2 separate regions of the Mus musculus genome follow, and region 2 is linked to region 1. Evidence: chromatin loops called from intact Hi-C (ENCODE). Cell type or tissue: gastrocnemius. All regions are shown on one strand.

Region 1 (4,000 bases):
GGCATGCAACAACACTGCCCGTCACAAAATCTTAAAACACATACACTAAATATTTAATAATTTAAACTTGTGTGCTTATTATGAAAACAATTTTCCAGCAGAATACCAAGAGTAGTCCAATAAACATTAAGAGTTTTATGTGTTATCATTCCTTTTTATGTATTTTTCTCTCATACATCACATATCAGTAAACAGATTCCCTCTCTTCACTCCTCCCAACCCCATCTCCACCACCCTTTTACCCCAGATCCACTCGTCCTCCATTTCCTTTCAGAAAAGAGCAGGCCTCCCAGGGATATCAACCAACACTAACAAGCCTTTTTAAAAAAAACTATATTTCTACCATACTAACCTTCTGGTGTGTCTGAAGACAACTACAGTGTACTTACATATAATAAATAAATAAATCTTTAAAAAAAAAAAGAAATGTCAAATTCCTTATTTGTTGAGTTTCAGTGTGTAGTTACTACAGATCACTGTAACCTTGCCACATACTTCCTCGTTAACTTTCCATTTATGAGTATTATTCCCAGATACTTAACTAAAAGCATGTGCAACATCCTTTGTTAAGGCTATTTTTAACTGTCTGTCTGCTATGATACAAATTTTCCCAGTAGGAACTCTTTCAATCTACCTTAGGCTGATTTTCCTTTGTCACAACTCCAACTCCTTTACAGGACCTGACCTGTACTCATATTTAGTAACTGGAATATCATAGATCCAACTACAAAGTATACCTGCTTCATGAAGTTTCACTAAAAAAAGGAAATACTGGGTCATATTGCCATCCTTGGAGTAAATGGAAACATTTTGGTTCATTAACAGGGAAAACCAAACTAGTAAATTCTGCAAGATCACAAGATAGAAATACAGATTCATAAACTGTTTCATTAGCAAAAAGGTAAAGTCATAATAAATACAAATCTCTAGACTGCCCATAATGTATTTGTACAATGTACACTCCACTATGTTCAAAGAAATTGCAATTTCTACATCTCCCCCTAAATTGCTTTATAGAATTTTAAATGGAGTTCCAACTTGCATTTGTGATGCCAAAGTGCGTAGTGGGATAAAACAATGGGCTTTGTAGCATTTACCAGGAAGTGGGAGTAGGTGGGTTGGAAAGCAGGGTCCAGGGTAGGGAGTGGTATAAAGGACTTTTGGGATAGCATTTGAGTTGTAAATGAAAAAATATCTCATAAAAAAAGAAATTAAAAAAAAGTTCTAAAAGCTTGCGTGCACACACATGCAGCAAGCTGGCATTGAACTCAAGAGAACTGACTGCCTTTTGCCTCCAGGTACTTTATAAATGTATGCCAGAACATTCAACCTAGCCCGAACTTCAATTCTACTCACCTAGGAGGAAGAGTGATGGACCATAGTATTCTGCATTGCTGATGATGTGTTTCAGAGAGGTAGGTAAAGAACCATCCATCACTAAAAGAAATATGAACAAAGACCACATATGATAAGTCTGGGTGAGGCACGAAGATCAAGGGTGATGGGTAGCAATATGTTATACTGTAGTAAATAAATGATCAAGTCTATGGCCTCTGTTTCATATAACGCCTTAGTTTATTCATGCAGTTAGCTTGAATAGAGGGTCAAAATAAGAACAGACATGGAGACTATGAGAGGTGGCAGTAGGATAGAAGAGATCAGAATCCAAAGCTGGGAAGTGGAGTTGTGTAAGTAACCCTCATGTCTAAGAAACATATTAAGTAACAAAAAGCTATCAGTTTACTAAGTATGCTTTAGAAAAACATCAAGAAAACATGAAAAAGAACAATCTGGATAACCAAGTGGTCTTAGAAAACAGTATACAGAATCAAAATACCATGTCGTATGCCATCTGAGAAAGCAGGGTCTTGAATGGCCTTCTTGAGGAAATTCAACATGGACTTGAGAAGTGCTGCTCGTTGTGGAATACACTGAACTCCTAACATGGGAGAAAGAAAAAAGTATCATATTGTGCTCATTATTAAATCACAGTGAAGAGGCACACAAAACATGTACTAAGAGACCCGTCTATATCCACTAAAGCAAAACTAGCAGACATTTAAAGTGAGATCTCTGGACATGAGAGAGAGTATTCTGAAAGCTGAAATTAAATCACCAAAGATAGCATATGACCGGTATTAAAATCAGACAGACAGAGGAACAAAAAGAAAAAGATAAAAACAGAAATACTGTAGAGTAAAAAGATTCAACTTCAAACTTCACTTTTGGATATTATCTGCCCTCCGAAATGTCTGTTTTGATACTGTGTGAACTAACAGAAGACCATAAAATGTTGCAAGACATGTTCTTATAAGATTATCCTCAAATGTACCAATAAGTGCCGTGTAATGTTCTCTTCTTCACTAGTTTAATAAGTCAGTCACTGTAAAAGACTGTGTATCTATGTGTCTACGCACCAGGACGGGGTCCAGGGCCAGGACCAGGGCCAGGGCCGGGGCCAGGGCCAGGGCCAGGGCCAGGACCAGGACCAGGGCCAGGACCAGGGCCAGGACCCGGACCAGGGCCAGGACCCGGGCCAGGGCCAGAGATGCTAGTGCTGCTGTTGGAACTTGATGCCCTTAATTCAACATCCAGCCGGTGCTCCATAGATATGGACGAGCCTGGACTGCTTTCCATAGTTACATCTGCAACTAAAGTACAAGTTATGATAAAGAAACTAATTAGAATAAAAGGTACTAAGAAAAGAAAGATTTCTGAGAAAACTTCGTCCACTGAGTGAGATGTAAAACATGCAACTTTGTATGTTACTGCTAAGAGGGAGGTAGTAAGTCAAGACTACTAACAGAGGTTAATTAACAAATATAAAAAGCACTGATGTTCATAGGGAAGGATGGCTATGATACATAGAATGAACAATAAAAGCAGAATGTGTTTGTGCTCTCCTCTCTCTCTGTTCTAAAAACTATATACTTGTAGATGTGAAAATGAAAAGGAAATAAAGTTGTATTGAGTCACATCAAATTAACAGCTAATGGCAGAGGGTTAAGACTGAGCATTAACATTTACTTTTAGATTTGAAAAGCAAATATTTACTATCTACAATGTTTCAGTTATGTAAACTTTAAAGGGGATCTTATTAATTTTATAAATGTAACATTTTAAAGTTATTTTAATGCATGCACCTACTTACACAAGTAGTAAGGACGAACAGCTGTGTAACTTTCTTTGTATTGAGTATGTAATTTCTTTGAGAATTCAATGCAATCGTTTGGATTAGTTTTAAATACTTGTTTCCTGGTCTTCAGTTGCAAATTTACTGAATCAAGCATTTCAGATGGCGCCAGAATCTACCAAGCACTTATTGTTCTGCTTATTAAATTCTGACAATTGCTGATTTACAATGGATAGTCAACAATTATTTATCAGCAGTTAATAAACACATTTTATTCAACACTTGGAATCTCACCTGTGAACTTAAATGTCAGCTTGTTCCCAATAAAACAGAAACAGAAACTGAGCAAAAGGATTTCTGTGGACTGCAACATGCACAGATAATGGTGCCCAAAAACAAAGTCAGAAAAAGGAACAACATACTATTTACTATTAACAAAACGGCGCGTTACATTTGTAGTACTTTTATCATAAACATAGTAAGATACACAATAATAATCTCTGTCATTAAGACTATTGCAAATTATAAGAAATCTGCTTGGGGCAGTATTTTTTATTCTATTATGAATTTTTATTCTATTAGGAAAGAGATGAAAGTGTTAAAAAAAACCCATATAACACACATGAAAACTAAAATGATCTGGTTTTGCAATTGTAATTTTGTCACTTAAAAGATCCCTAAACAATAACCAATTAAAATCTCTGATCTTAAGATAGTTTTCCAAGGTCTCATTTATGAGTTTATAGTCTCCAGGTAATTTATCAGGTAAAAAAAAAAAAAAAAAGACAGTATTTTGACTACACGGTGCTTATTAGGTTTTAGTAGTGTAAATAAGATAATAAACTAAAAAAATGTGTAGAGTGACTT
Region 2 (4,000 bases), 62 kb before region 1:
TCCCTCTCAGATCCCACTCTACCCCTACACTGGTGCTCTGAATATAGACAAAAATTGTAGGTTTTTCTGGACCAGGTTCTGTTTGTATACATACTTGTAAGGTAGGCAGAAAGTATGCTTCCTGCTATTTCTATTTGTTCAAACTGAACTCAGTATAATCTTCCATAAGTGGGGTATTTAAGCTATGTCTTTATCAGGTAGGACATGAGACTGGGCAGATAAAAAAGAATAGCAGCTCTTTATTTTCTCTTTTTACTGCTGCTGGAGTCATTCCCCAAATCCTGTACTATGTCCAGTGTGATCAGTAATATACTATATTTTTTGAGACAGGGTTTCTCTGGTCCTGGAACTCACTATGTAGACCAAATTGGCCTTGAACTCACAGAGATCCCCCTTGCCCCTGTCCCAAGTGCTGAGATTAAAGGATAGGGTGGAACAGTGGCCATAGATAATGTATACCAAGCTCAGGGGACTTTGGAGTTGTCTCTACATTATTTCACAACACTAAATTTTTTTAACCCTATATCCCTTCAGAACCCAGGCATGGAGCATAAGACAATTTGCAAAACACTGCTAACTGGATAGCTGGGAGTGAGGTATGATGGCCAAGCTTTATATTCAACCAGATATCAATCAATACAAACCAGTAAAACAATCAATGAATAGCAAGAGAAACACCAACAGAAAGTAACCTTGTTGTCTAGAGGCATTCATTTAGCAAACGTAATGCAAAAGCATACAAGGTATGGGCAATGAACCCCCACTGATGACATGGTGCAGGAAGGAGGGTAGAGAAATGAATGAGGGGCCACAGGCATCATGCTAACCGTTGCTGCTTGTTGCTGTCTCCGCGCCCTTTGACCCTCACGTACCATTTGTATAATGGCATCAGCCTCAGCCTCCAGCTGCCGAACAGCTGCCTGGATGCTGCTAGCTGAGCCTAAACCGGAGGAACCTGGGAGAAAGAGGAAAAGGGGAAAGGCATGATATAAAATGTAGGAAGTGGGAATGCCCAAAATTCTTTTCTTCTTTCATGGATGCCATAGGGAATCTTGTTGAATTTGAGTTTTAGTTTAGGCAGTTTTGTATCCTCATAATCAAGTCCCAGGGTAGAGAAGAGCAGGGGATTGCCAGACAAATGGATGGTGACATGTAGAGTGTTCTATGGGACAGAAGCCAATGTATGAGAACATGGCTAATATTTTAGTTAGGAGTGTTTAAGGAGGCAGAAAGCACATTTGTAAGTTTTTCTCAGAGAAATGCTGGTCTTTCCATTTCTTTGCCAGATTTCAATTACCCCTCAACTGTAACTTGATCTATTCATTCTCAGGTGAATGATTGAATGGGTTATACAATACAGCCATCAACACTTGATAAAAAGGGGGGTGGTGGTGCTTTTTTGGAAAGGTCAAATAGAAACAAAACAGGACATTTTAGCCCAGCTTCTCCAGGGACTCTGGACCCACCCCCAGCCCCAGTAGCAGCAGCATCACCATCACCACCACCACCCTCAATTAGACACTCTAGCTTTATACCTAGCCTGCCTGTCTGCTTGGCTTTCTTGTTAGCTCGTCGTGTGTCATCCCGCAGCTGGATGATGACCTGTAGTACCCTCAAGAAGAACTTCTGGGTAGATGTCTTGGATGTCAACATGGACATAGAAGGCAGCTGGAGCTCCCGGCCACCCAAGGGTCGCTTCTGAGATGCCACAATTACCACATTTTCAGCCATGTCAAACCTGTACAGTGTAGAGGTGGCTTATGTATATTGACATCAAAGTATAAATACTCAGAGCAAGGAGGGATTCTGGTATTAACTAGAAAAAATAACCTTAAAAATAGTATTAGCCATTGGAGAAGTTTTTAAAAACACCAGGTCAAGTATGTTATAGAACAAATAGAAAAAACACAGAAGAGAAAAACCAGCCAAAGCCACTTTTCAAATGTTTCAGATTCTAGCCCACACCCACCTGCTCTGCATTTTGCCTTTCAGTTTGGTGGTCTGTGGTTGCTCCTCAGGTAGGCCATCAGGAGAGAGGGTCTCGCATTGGGCTCGCCGCTGCTGCTCCAGATTATATTCCCGTAGTTCAGCGAGTAGGGTACCTGGGGTAGGCAGAGGATTCATGTGGTCAGAAATTTCCTTAAAGCAGAAAGCTGAACTTTACCAGGACATTGTTGCAGGAAATATAAGTGAACAGAAATTTTTACCATTTGGTTTATTGTTTTTTCTATGGACCAACCACTTGGGGGACTACCAATTCATTGGACTGTCTTACTGAATCTACACAAAAAGCAGTTTGGTATAGAGAATAAAAAGGGCCTTTTCTGGAGACATATCATGATCTATGTTCTATCTATATAGCTCTTAAACCTACTCAGGTGGCCGGGCGTGGTGGCGCATGCCTTTAATCCCAGCACTTGGGAGGCAGAGGTGGGCAGATTTCCGAGTTCGAGGCCAGCCTGGTCTTCAAAGTGAGTTGCAGGACAGCCCCGGTTTACACAGAAAAACAACAAAAACAAAACAAAACCAAAAAAAACCTACTCAGGTTTTTGTGGTATTCTTATTCTCCCTCAAAGGATGCTATCTATAGAACAATGAGATAATCATGTATCACCCGTGGACAATTTTCAAGTGCTAGAACTTTTGCATCATCAAAACTATACAAAGGAGGCCATTATTGTGAGTATAACTCCTGAACCTTATCATAGTTTACGTATATCTTTGAAGATGAAAAAAAGCCGTTATTGCAACTTTATCATGGGGCTCTTGTAGATACTAATAATTAGGGAGAAAAAAAAGTAGGTCTTTTTGTTCTCATGAATAATATTCCCCTACTCCTTCACTAAGCACAGATGACCAGCTATATAGCAGTTGCTGGTGATGAGAAAGTCAGACAACCTTGTTCTCAAACAATCCACAGATGAAAACAAGAACTGAGCTTTAGGAGCATGGTCTAATTCAGTGTGTGTCTCTGTGTGTGTCTTATAAGAAGACAGAATAGAATAATATTATTACCTATCTGTTTACAGAGGGTATAACCCAGATGGCGGGCTCCATTTAGTAGCAGCTTAAGAACAGTGTCCCGGGTACCAGAGTCCCCACGAGAGAGCTGCAGTAACACATTGGCCGCATCTTCCAAGCCTTCTTCAGAACAAGAGTGGGATGTCAACACCTAGGTAAAATATAGGAGAGGTAATAAAAGCCCTAACCTGAGAACTGAAATGTCTACCCCTTTCCTTCTATTTCAGAAGGTATAAAGAGCTTAGACTCACCTCTACAGAGAGCTGTAGCTGGTTTTCAGTGAGGCCAGAGGACACCATTTTGAAGTCTATACCACTGCCTCCTTCACCAACCTTTGCTGGAGATTTGCTGCCTTTAGTAGTAGAAGCTTCAAGGAAACAGAACACATTAAAGCTCTGTGACTGTCATAAACCTGGAAGTGCTGCACTGTACAGGGCTTCAAAATGGCAAAGCAGAGAAAATGACAACCTACCTATCAAGGCCAAATCTTTTTGGTGTGCTGAGAATTGAACTTAGGATGTTATACATACCATGGAAGCATTCTACCACTGAGCTATATTCTTAACTATGCCTTGTAAGGTTACCAAAAATCCTAAGTATTTCTCTATCATATCCCACAATTTATCCTTTAAAACCTATACAGGCACCGGGCAGTGGTGGCGCATGTCTTTAATCCCAGCACTTGGGAGGCAGAGGCAGGCGGATTTCTGAGTTCGAGGCCAGCCTGGTCTACAGAGTGAGTTCCAGGACAGCCAGGACTACACAGAGAAACCCTTACTCAAAAAAATAAAACAAACAAACAAACAAACAAAAACAAAAAAACCAAACCAAACCAACAAACAAAAAACTCCAAACCCCCAAACTAACTAACCAACCTATACCTGCCGAGAATCCTCTGCTACCTGGCTTATTTTCTCTTCTTCCTGAGATGTCTGTTATCTTAAAGCACACTGCATTCATTCAGTCTATTATTGTATAG

What was found. Peaks named below come from ENCODE experiments on the same cell type or tissue, not always from the same donor. Only the 100,000 strongest peaks of a DNase experiment are listed, where the experiment ranks them.
Region 2: it touches region 1 in a loop (2.7-fold over the local background); 13 of 42 quality-filtered maps call a loop at or near these places.

Annotation. Positions count from the first base shown.
Region 1 is chrX:151,858,106-151,862,105 of GRCm38, reverse strand. It overlaps Huwe1 (HECT, UBA and WWE domain containing 1), which reads right to left. Exons shown (of 83, transcript NM_021523.4): 17 at 1,838-1,939; 18 at 1,357-1,437. It overlaps Mir3113 (microRNA 3113), which reads right to left and starts at 2,544; the gene lies at 2,469-2,544. In gastrocnemius, no CTCF peak of the experiment used is centred here; a DNase peak (open chromatin) is centred at 2,477.
Region 2 is chrX:151,920,434-151,924,433 of GRCm38, reverse strand. It overlaps Huwe1 (HECT, UBA and WWE domain containing 1), which reads right to left. Exons shown (of 83, transcript NM_021523.4): 68 at 3,273-3,388; 69 at 3,016-3,172; 70 at 1,970-2,102; 71 at 1,536-1,738; 72 at 828-955. Among named protein-coding and RNA genes, the nearest start is that of Mir98, 9.2 kb to the right of the region's middle. In gastrocnemius, no CTCF peak of the experiment used is centred here; no DNase peak of the experiment used is centred here.